Regions from separate parts of the Homo sapiens genome. Here region 2 is linked to region 1. Evidence: chromatin contacts called from ENCODE Hi-C data. All regions are on one chromosome and are shown on one strand. Each heading gives the region's core, a stretch centred on a gene start or an enhancer-like site at or near the end of the contact. The rest is flanking DNA. Distances are from core to core; before and after follow the strand shown.

Evidence for each region. Hi-C counts contacts between places; a loop is a spot of excess contacts on that map. Pooled maps may share reads with other maps.
Region 2: a map of HCT116 shows a loop between it and region 1 (2.3-fold over the local background). The contact joins two enhancer-like sites. A Hi-C loop is called at or near these places in 5 of 168 maps with a recorded cell type or tissue (Caco-2, HCT116, IMR-90 and 2 more) and 12 of 50 pooled maps.

The regions. Positions count from the first base shown.
Region 1 is chr12:5,171,238-5,175,759 of GRCh38, reverse strand. LOC105369617 (a long non-coding RNA gene) reads right to left here. Exons shown (of 10, transcript NR_188066.1): 4 at 3,871-3,951. Among named protein-coding and RNA genes, the nearest start is that of LINC02443, 70 kb to the left of the region's middle. RefSeq lists enhancers at 1,531-2,730, 3,199-3,935. Within about 2 kb of position 2,244, at least 3 of the 41 ENCODE cell types and tissues checked have a DNase peak (open chromatin) inside an H3K27ac peak, as active enhancers do.
Region 2 is chr12:5,807,183-5,811,704 of GRCh38, reverse strand. ANO2 (anoctamin 2) reads left to right here. Exons shown (of 25, transcript NM_001364791.2): 8 at 4,337-4,392. Among named protein-coding and RNA genes, the nearest start is that of ANO2, 140 kb to the left of the region's middle. RefSeq lists an enhancer at 3,665-4,522. Within about 2 kb of position 2,509, at least 2 of the 41 ENCODE cell types and tissues checked have a DNase peak (open chromatin) inside an H3K27ac peak, as active enhancers do.

The DNA.
Region 1 (4,522 bases), core at 995-3,494:
TTCTACTATAAAGACACACGCACATGTATGTTTATTGCAGCACTATTCACAATAGCAAAGTCTTGGAACCAACCCAAATGCCCATCAATGATAGACTGGATAGAGAAAATGTGGCACATATACACCATGGAATACTATGCAGCCATTAAAAAGGATGAGTTCATGTCCTTTGCAGGGACATGGATGAAGCTGGAAACCATCATCCTCAGCAAACTAACACAAGCAACTAAACACCCTCAATCTGGGTGGGCATCACCTAATCAGCAGCCAGTGCAGCTAGGATAAGGAGGCAGGAGAAGGCGGAATAGCAGACTTGCTGGGTCTTCCAGGCTCCATCTTTCTCCCGTGCTGGATGCTTCCTGCCTTCAAACATCAGACTCCAGGTTTTTCAGCTTTTGGATTCTTGGACTTACACCAGTGATTTGCCAGGGGCTCTTCGGCCTTTGCCCAAAGACTGAAGGCTGCACTGTCAGCTTCCCTACTTCTGAGGTTTTGGGACTTGCACTGACTTCCTTGCTCCTCAGCTTGTAGATGGTCTATGTTGGGACTTCACCTTGTGATCGTGTGAGTCAATTTTTCTAATAAACTCCCCTTCCTATATACATATATCCTATTAATTCTGTTCCTTCAGAGAGCCCTGACTAATACACTACCCAAAGGAAAAGAAGTCATTTTATGAAAAAGGCACCTGCACACACATGTTTATGGCAGCCCAATTCACAATTGCAAAGATACGGAAGCAACCTAAGTCCACATCGATCAGTGAGTGGATAAAGAAAATGTAGTATATATCCACCATGGAACACTACTTAGCCATAAAGAGGAAGAAAGTAATGTCTTTTGCAGCAACTTGGATGGAGCTGCAGGTCATTATTCTAAGTAAAGTAACCCAGGAATGGAAACCCAAATACTGTACATTCTTACTTATAAGTGGGAACTAAGCTATAGGGAAGCAAAAACATATACAGTGATATAAAGGACTGTGGGAACTTGGCGGAGAAGTTGAGAGGAGGGTGAGAGATAAAAGACTACATATTAGGTACAGTGTACACTGTTTGGGTGATGGGTGCACTAAAATCTCAGAATTCACCAGTAAAGAACTCATCCACCCTAAAAACTATTGAAATAAAAAATAATAATATAAAGAAAAATAAAATAAATAATAATAAACTATTGTTACAATAGCTTGGGTGAATCTCAAAGGCATAATGCTGAGTGAAAGAAGCTAGTTTCAGAAAATTACATGCTGTATAAATTCATTCATATGACATCCTCAAAAAGATAAAACTATAGTAATAGAGAAAAGATCATTGGTTGCCGGGGTTAGAAATATGGAGAGAGTATGACTACAAAGGGAGTAGTAGCATGAAGGAGTTCTTTGGGGTCATGGAACTGTACTGTATTCTGATAATAGTAGTGGTTACATGATCCTACATATATGTTAAAGCTCATGGAGCTATAAAACCCCCGAAAGTCAATTTTGCTATATTTTAATTTTTAAAGAAAGGAACATAGAGCTATTTTGAGAAAAATAAAGACATGAAAGGATAGCCCAAGAGAGTCCAGTAGAAGAAGCAGAGGCAAAGTTTTCCTTGGCTCTTGGTTATGGGCTGTCTGCTGAATATGAGTCTTGGATCTTTTTCAGCATCAACTTGCAGAAGCTATGCCTTTCCACCCTTGCCCTTGTAGCTTCTCTGAGTCCAGGTCTCCCCACTCCCATGCCAATGGACCCTTCATAATGGGGAAGGCATCACAGCAAGACGCAGGCTTGGGGCTTTCCCAATGACCAGGTTCTCATTAAGTGCCATCTCACCATCAACCAGCGACAGCAATGTCCCTCTTGCCCAAGCTCCTCCCTTCCCTGCACTCTGGTTGCCCTCTAAATGGCACCAGCCCAAACCAGGGACAGTCACTCGTCCACTCACTTCCCAAATATTTACAGAGCGCCTGTTGGGTGCCAGGCTCCTCCAGGGGCCCTGCTGCCAGGCCGAAGCCCACGGCGGCATATTCTGGAGAGCCCGGCTGTTGGAGCAGCTGTCCTCTCAAGAACCAGCACTGGCATGTCCTGTCCCAGAGGACCCAGGTCGTTATCTCATTTCCCATCTTTGCAGATTTTAAATGCTTTCCAACACTTCACCCCTTTCTCAGATGAAGATTTAAACATAGGCGGGTGGACATCCAATATGGTAATATTTTTCTGTTGATTCATCAACCTCCACAGGCACTTGCTTCCTTGATTCTCTGACCTTATTCAGTTGGTACTTTCAGTGTGACAACTTTTCTCAACTCACTGGCAGAAAAAATCATTCTCGTCCTGTTTCCAGAGGTGCAACAGGAGGTTGGCAAGAGTAAGTCTTAAAGAACAGCAGTGATGCCTGCTAGGGCCCTGACAGATTGGCAATAGAACTGGGGCTAGAGTCTACACCGCAAGAGCTCCCGTGCGTTTCCACAGTCAAACAACCCAGAATGCTGAACATCTTACAATCTGAAGAATTTGTCCAAAAACCAGACAGAAATGGAGGAAGCTCTCTCCCAAGTATCTGCATAAGCAACGTAGGGCAGAAACACTTTCAAAACTCTGTCGTGTCCTGGGGGCAAGAGATGTTTTTGATAGATGTTGCGATGACAGCAGTTCACAGCAGCCCCACATTCAGGGAACTGTTCCAGCGCGCCAGAGGTTGGGAGGCTTTTAACTCTCTTCATTCATCCTCACACACGCCAGCTAAGCGAAAGCAACGTGAAGGAGCTGACAAACCACAAAGACCAGGAAATGCAGAGTAAATGCTGATCGGAAGAGCAGTAGAAGGTAAATGGGTATCAAAATATAATCTGGGAGTGCGGGCTGGCCTTAGGATGCTTGAAAGCTGTTCTGATGACTTCCCAGCACACGCGGAGGAGACCAGCCCGCAGGTGCCAGGAGCGGGAAGGGAAGCAAATGTACACCCTTGTGCACTTGCCCAGTGCACACCGCAAATGTGCTGTCCCTGGTGCGGTGTGCAGCAAGGCTGGCCTAATGCTAAACTTTGGTCAGAGCTTTGCTGAGTGAGAACGCCAGTTCCAACCCTCAATGTGACACTTTATTAATTAAGTGAGGGATTTACAGCAATAACTGATAATCAAATGGAACAATTGTAACAATATACTGCAATACAAGTTTTGTGATTGTGGTCTCTACCTTGCTGTACTGTGCTCACCTATCTTTGAAATTCAACTGACTTCATGTAACTGAAACTGCAGAGAGTAAAAATCATGGAAAACGGGTATTATTGCATGTCTCTTGACCTTGGCAGTCCCAGGTGGTTGGGAGAGCACCTGACAGATCCTAGCAGGCTGACCTCAGTGCTAGTCCCAGCTGTAACTAGCTAAGTCACTGAGTAAGCCATCTGCCCTCTAAGGCTCTGCCGCAGATGCAGCTGTGTGCCCTCCAGGTGCCCAAATAGATGAGAGAAGAGCACAGCAAAATTTCCCATCCAGACAGCCCCTCTGTACAACCCTTGACTTTCAAATCTTGAACCTCTCGGGCATCGGGGCACAAAAACCCTGGTAGGTTCACAAACACTGAGGACCTGAGCCCTCTGATGCCTCTGGCGGGACCATGTTCTGGGTGGGACCGTGTTCTTGGACCACCGTGGGCACACGTCATTCTGAAGACACTTGTTCTCCAGTCTACAGGCCACCCTTTGCCCATTCCCACTCCTCTAGTGAATCTGAATGGCAGAGACTGAGGCAATTCTCCGGATTTCTGAATCTGCCCTTCCTTAAAGGCTGCTGGAAAGGATTGTACCGCCAAAGGGAAGAAATCTCAGGGAGATGCTGCCCCCTTCTGGGAAACATGCAAAAGTAAAACCCCAAAGACAAGGAATTTCCTACCTGTTCTGGAATTCTCGCTGTGGAGATGCACTGCTCTGTGTTCTGGGGATAACCAACACATTATATGCTAGATGCAATTGCCTGCAAGAAGAGGAAACGTGGATTAGATTCATCATTGACTCACCATTGAGACCTTCCTTCAAAGACAGGAAAAATCTCTGAGAGGGAGGGGCCGGATTTAAGAGGTTATTGCTGCCATCCCCTGCCTCTGAGCAAGAGCTGAAGCATGGCTCAGTCTCCTAGCACCCTCATCTTTAAAAAGAAAATCTCCCTCTGTCTGATAAATCCCTTTCCTGCTACACGTTCAAGTTCACACTTCCCTTGGGTCAGGGATTAATGGGGTGAACAAACCAAATCTGAGCACCTATTATTGCTTAGCTCAGGAATGCAAGCCATAGCCTTGCCCTTGGGGAGCTCACAGTATAGTCAGAGGGACAGAAAGGTAGTCCAAGAGAAAATATATGTAACATGCGTGAATGTGCCTGGGTGTTACAGGGGTGTCCGGGAACACAGACTAGATGGGGGTGCATCAGGGTCCTGAAGGTGTCCTCATGCACCTTAACTCAGCTTTAGAGAATGTACAGGACTTAAGGAGTGATGGTCAAGAAGGAAAGCGATAAAAGTGTGAGACTGTGCACAGCTAGACGTGCAT
Region 2 (4,522 bases), core at 1,260-3,759, 640 kb before region 1:
TATTGAATAACTTTTTAGTGCACTTTGCCATGGAAAGAAACTCAAGCCTCATTGACCATATCAGAGGAGGGTAAACACCTTTCTTGCTCCTTCATATGAAAGTTATTGTTGCTTTTTTATGGACAGAAAATTACAGGTTGATGGAACTATATTTTCGTGGACATTTTGGTGTCAGAGTCTTTAAACAAAATGTATTCTTTGGGAACCTCCCCTCCCCAATCAGGAGACGATGTCTTAATTATTTTGACCAAAGCCAGACCATGTTGTGTGTTGTAAACATCTGGTTTATCATTCATCCAGCTGAACTGGTTTACATTTTCTTAGAAGAAAAGGCTTGGGATTAAAGGCATTTAAGTAATTAAGCACACGTCAAGACAATTTGGTGATGGGTAAATATAGTCTCTGTTAAATGCACCGTCTGGGAGTTCTGGTTTAGATTTACGTCCGGCTGGAGTGCAGGGATGAAAGCACAATGCCGGGTGGACTGGGCCCTTTTCTGGGGAGAATCAAAACCAAATGGATTTTCAGGAGTATGGCACCATTCCTCTAAGTACCTGTCCCAATGGATAAAAGTTTCCTTTGAGTTTGGCCTGGAGGGAATGGCACTGCAGTCCCTGTCACCCAGCAGCACTTGTAGATTTAATGAGACTCTTTGGGAGGTAGACCATAAACTTCTGTGCTTTGGTTGTTCCTTTGTGTCCAGGAAACCAGATATGTCTATGAAGCTTAATGCTAGGTCTCAGGCTTTGTATGACAAGTATGTGTTTTCAGGTACCAATGCTGGGGCCTAAGCCTTCCCTGGTCATGTTTCTTGGCCCTGCCCCTGTGGATGTGGGACAGTGTTGCTAGGCCTGGTTGTGTCAGGCTGCACAGATGTGTGGTCCATGCTGGGCAGGGAGGAAACATGAGTCTTTTCCTTTGGAGGTTTTTAGTTCTAAGCACTAGGCATGAAGTACCTGGTGATTTGAAGGAGACATGGGCACGTTGACTTCGAGGATCAGTAAGGGGCTCCTCAGGGGCTATACTTTGAGCTGAGACGTTGTTCCTGTTAAGGGAGACAGGGAAAGGAAAATGTCCTCAGCACTTTCTTCTTCTCACTGTCTCCCATCCTGAAAGTAACAGGACAAAAGGTTGGGTCTCTCTGTCTCTCCCTGGGTCGAGAGCTGAGAGGAAAGAATATAGATGCAATCCTGAAGAAGAAAGCTTTGCCATTATGGCCAGATGGATGGCGCATGATGGAACCAATTAGCCCATTTTTTGCTGAAAAGAAAGAAAAAAATCAGAATTTCAATTTTCAAAGCAGGGACTCTTTTTTAAAAACGTTTGATTATTTTCTTCTTGTTTTAAACTGATTTCCATGCTTGTTTGGGGGTAGAATCTTGGTTTCTGAAGTCTGGGTGAACGGGGAGGCCAAAGCAAATCCCTGTTGTTGGGTAAAGTTGTGGATGGATGCTTACTTTTCAACATGCCTCTCCTGCCCCATTCCTCCTCCTCTAATGTACTTTCTCCTCCCTTCCCTTATCAGCCACTGATTGGGATCACCCATAGGATACCACCTGAAAAGTAGGGAGTACACAGCTAGAGGGAACAGAGAAACATCCAGTTGCGGCATTTTGGGGGCTCTGGTTATCTGAGTCAGGACAACTCTGGTTTTATAACTTGAATCTTTGCTCCAAAGCAAAGGACCTTTTACCTTGACTTTCTGTCTTAGGAGGCAGAACAATCAGCTGGAGTGTAAAAGTTTCTTCATGAGCATAGAATGCTCAACAAAGCAGTGAGGAAGGCGATGAACAAGAGGAGTACTGAGATAACTGCAGCCGTAGGGCCGGTGACTGTTAGGGCTGCCATCTCTTCTGTGTTTCCAGCTGTGAGCTAAGTGCGGTGAGACGCACAGGTGAGAGGAGTGCTCTCTGACGCAGGTCAGGCCTCTGGGGAACACAAAACAATGAGCAAACCTTGTCCTGGAAGTGAAGCAAGCTGCCCACTTCCAGCTGCACCGTGCACAGGAAGCTTTATTTAAGATGGGGGATAGGGCGCATGGCTTTAATGTCCCAATAATTTGAGGCATTTCTGAGGATCTGGCAGCTGGGACCAGGAGTTCAGGTTGTCGGTCTAATGGTCTGATGCTTCCAGACACTCGGCTACCGTGCAAAGTCCAGCTGAGAATTAGCAGATGAGCTAAGTCGGTGAAAACAACTGCTGGACTTTTCCACAGAGTTTTGGGACTGTCTTAAGGGTATATACAGCTGCCACAGCAACTGTGGGGTGTGACTGTATGGATTGGGTTGGGTAGGTTCTGGGGTGCGGTCTAGCTGGGGCCTTACCCGCCTGTGATGCTTCAACCTCTATCCATGCCTACAGCACTTTGTAGCTTTAGCTTTTAACTACAAACTCCCACAAACTCCCCTCCCGGCTTGGGACTCCTCCCTTTGATTATGGTAGGGTGGCTTCACATTGCTGTGGTTATGGCTCTTGAACTGAGTAATGATGCTCAGAGTGAAATTGTAGTCTTGTGAGTCAGACAAATCTGCAGCTTAGCGAACCTCCAGGCACCCTTCCCCCATCTGCACTCCCTCTCCCCACCCTCTGCTCCTCTCACCCCACAAAGTTATTTCTCATGTTTTATGTGCATGCCAAGGAAGAAACTTAAAATCAGGAAAGGACTGGCCCTTTGGTGACGCAGCAGTACCAAAACACTTAGCTTTCAACTCATTGGAAGAGCAGCCACTTCTACTGGGCACACCTGGCAGCCTGCCGCGGGCCTCTGCTCCCACGTGGGGCCTGGAGAATAGTCTTTGTGCCATCCAATGTCCTGGAACTGTGGCAAATGGGGGCGAGGTTTGAGGAAGAGGAGGCTGATGGAGGGGAGAGGATTGTCTGAGATCCTCTGCGGGTCTCTGAGCATGTGGGTGGGGCATTGGGTAAGAGCGGGAGGTGGGAAGCCATGAATTTTAATGAGTAAATGTTGTCTAGATTTGTTATCCAACCTCGGCGTTTATTCAGAGCCATGCAAATGCAGATTTCTTAGCATTTGGACATCATACATCTTTCCCTCCAAAACCAATTATCTCCTCATCTCACTACAGTCTACAGTCTCTTTGGAAAGAATGGTTCAGGGCAGAAAGTAAGTGCGAGACAAGGGAAATCATTGTGTACCAGAAATTCCCCCTCTCCTCCCCCTCCATGATTAAATGTGGATCCTCGTATGGCGGGATCCTTGGTACTACGAGTTGGTGAGACATAATCCCTCCCATCTGGAAGCCAGCGACCTAGGACAGACCATCCCGACTCAGACAGAACACACAGACCACTTTATAGTCTCTGAAAAAAACCAAGAATGAAACAAGTAAATAACGACGACTTTATGCTGCGCAGAAGGTTCTCTGTTGTGAGTATAATGGAGTTGGAGGGACAGAGCCATTTGTTCATTTCACATTTGTTTAGTAGGGTCTGCTATGTGCAAGTGGTGTGAGACACTGTTGGAATTAAAACATAAATCCCTTGTATAGTTTTCAAACTTTTTGGTCTCAGGGTAACTTCACACTTTTAAAAATTATTGGGAACACCCAAAGGGTGTTTGCATGACTATGTCGACCAATGTTTACTGCATGAGAAGTTAAGGCTGAGAAATTGTGAAAGTGCAAGAATACACAAACACACATGCCATTAGCCATAGGGGATGATGTCAGCATGTGCCACAACACCCCACTATGTACTTGTGAAGGAAGAGTGAGAAAGCAGTTAGAAACCGTTAGTGCTGTTAGAAAAATAGTTTTCCTCCAGGGACCCCCGAAAGCCTCATGAGGACTCCCAGGGCTCCCCAGACCACATTTTGAGAACCACTGCCCTGTTGCTTCCTGCCCACCTCAGGGATATTATGGTCCAGGCGGCAGATCAGTCACAGCGAACGCTGCCTTGTGAAACAGCAGGAAGGAGCTCAAAGTGCAGTCGGATGCTCTCATACACTTTTATAGATCATGATTAAAATGATCCATATAACCATTCCTATGCGGTCATGGAGCACAGAGATTCTCACCTGATGGTGGTGGAAGGTTATTGGAATGGAATGACTGGAATCTTTGAAGACAGGAGGAATGTGAACTTTGAGACAGCATATTTGATATTAAAACATAATTTTGTATTTAGAGAATGAAACAATATTGTTCTTATACTAAGAACCAGAGCTTGACAAAAAGTTCTAGCCTGGATGATATAGAGGAGGATGCAGTGATTCTCAACTGGGGGGGCATGTGAAAGCTTATTTATCAAAAAACAGGGGTTAAGTTGAGAAACGCTTGCCCCAGAGTTACTATTTTCATCTCCCTTTCTTCCGTAGGTATTAACTCTCTGATCGCAAACAATATCTATGAGGCTGCCTACCCTCTTCATGACGTAAGTACTATTTTCATCAGCGTGCTCTCTGTAGTCTTCAAAACTTTGAAAACCACAACTTTTCAGTGGCAGTGAGATGGGTGAATACCTGCAGGGTGAGGCAGGAGTGAATCATGACATTAAAATACCT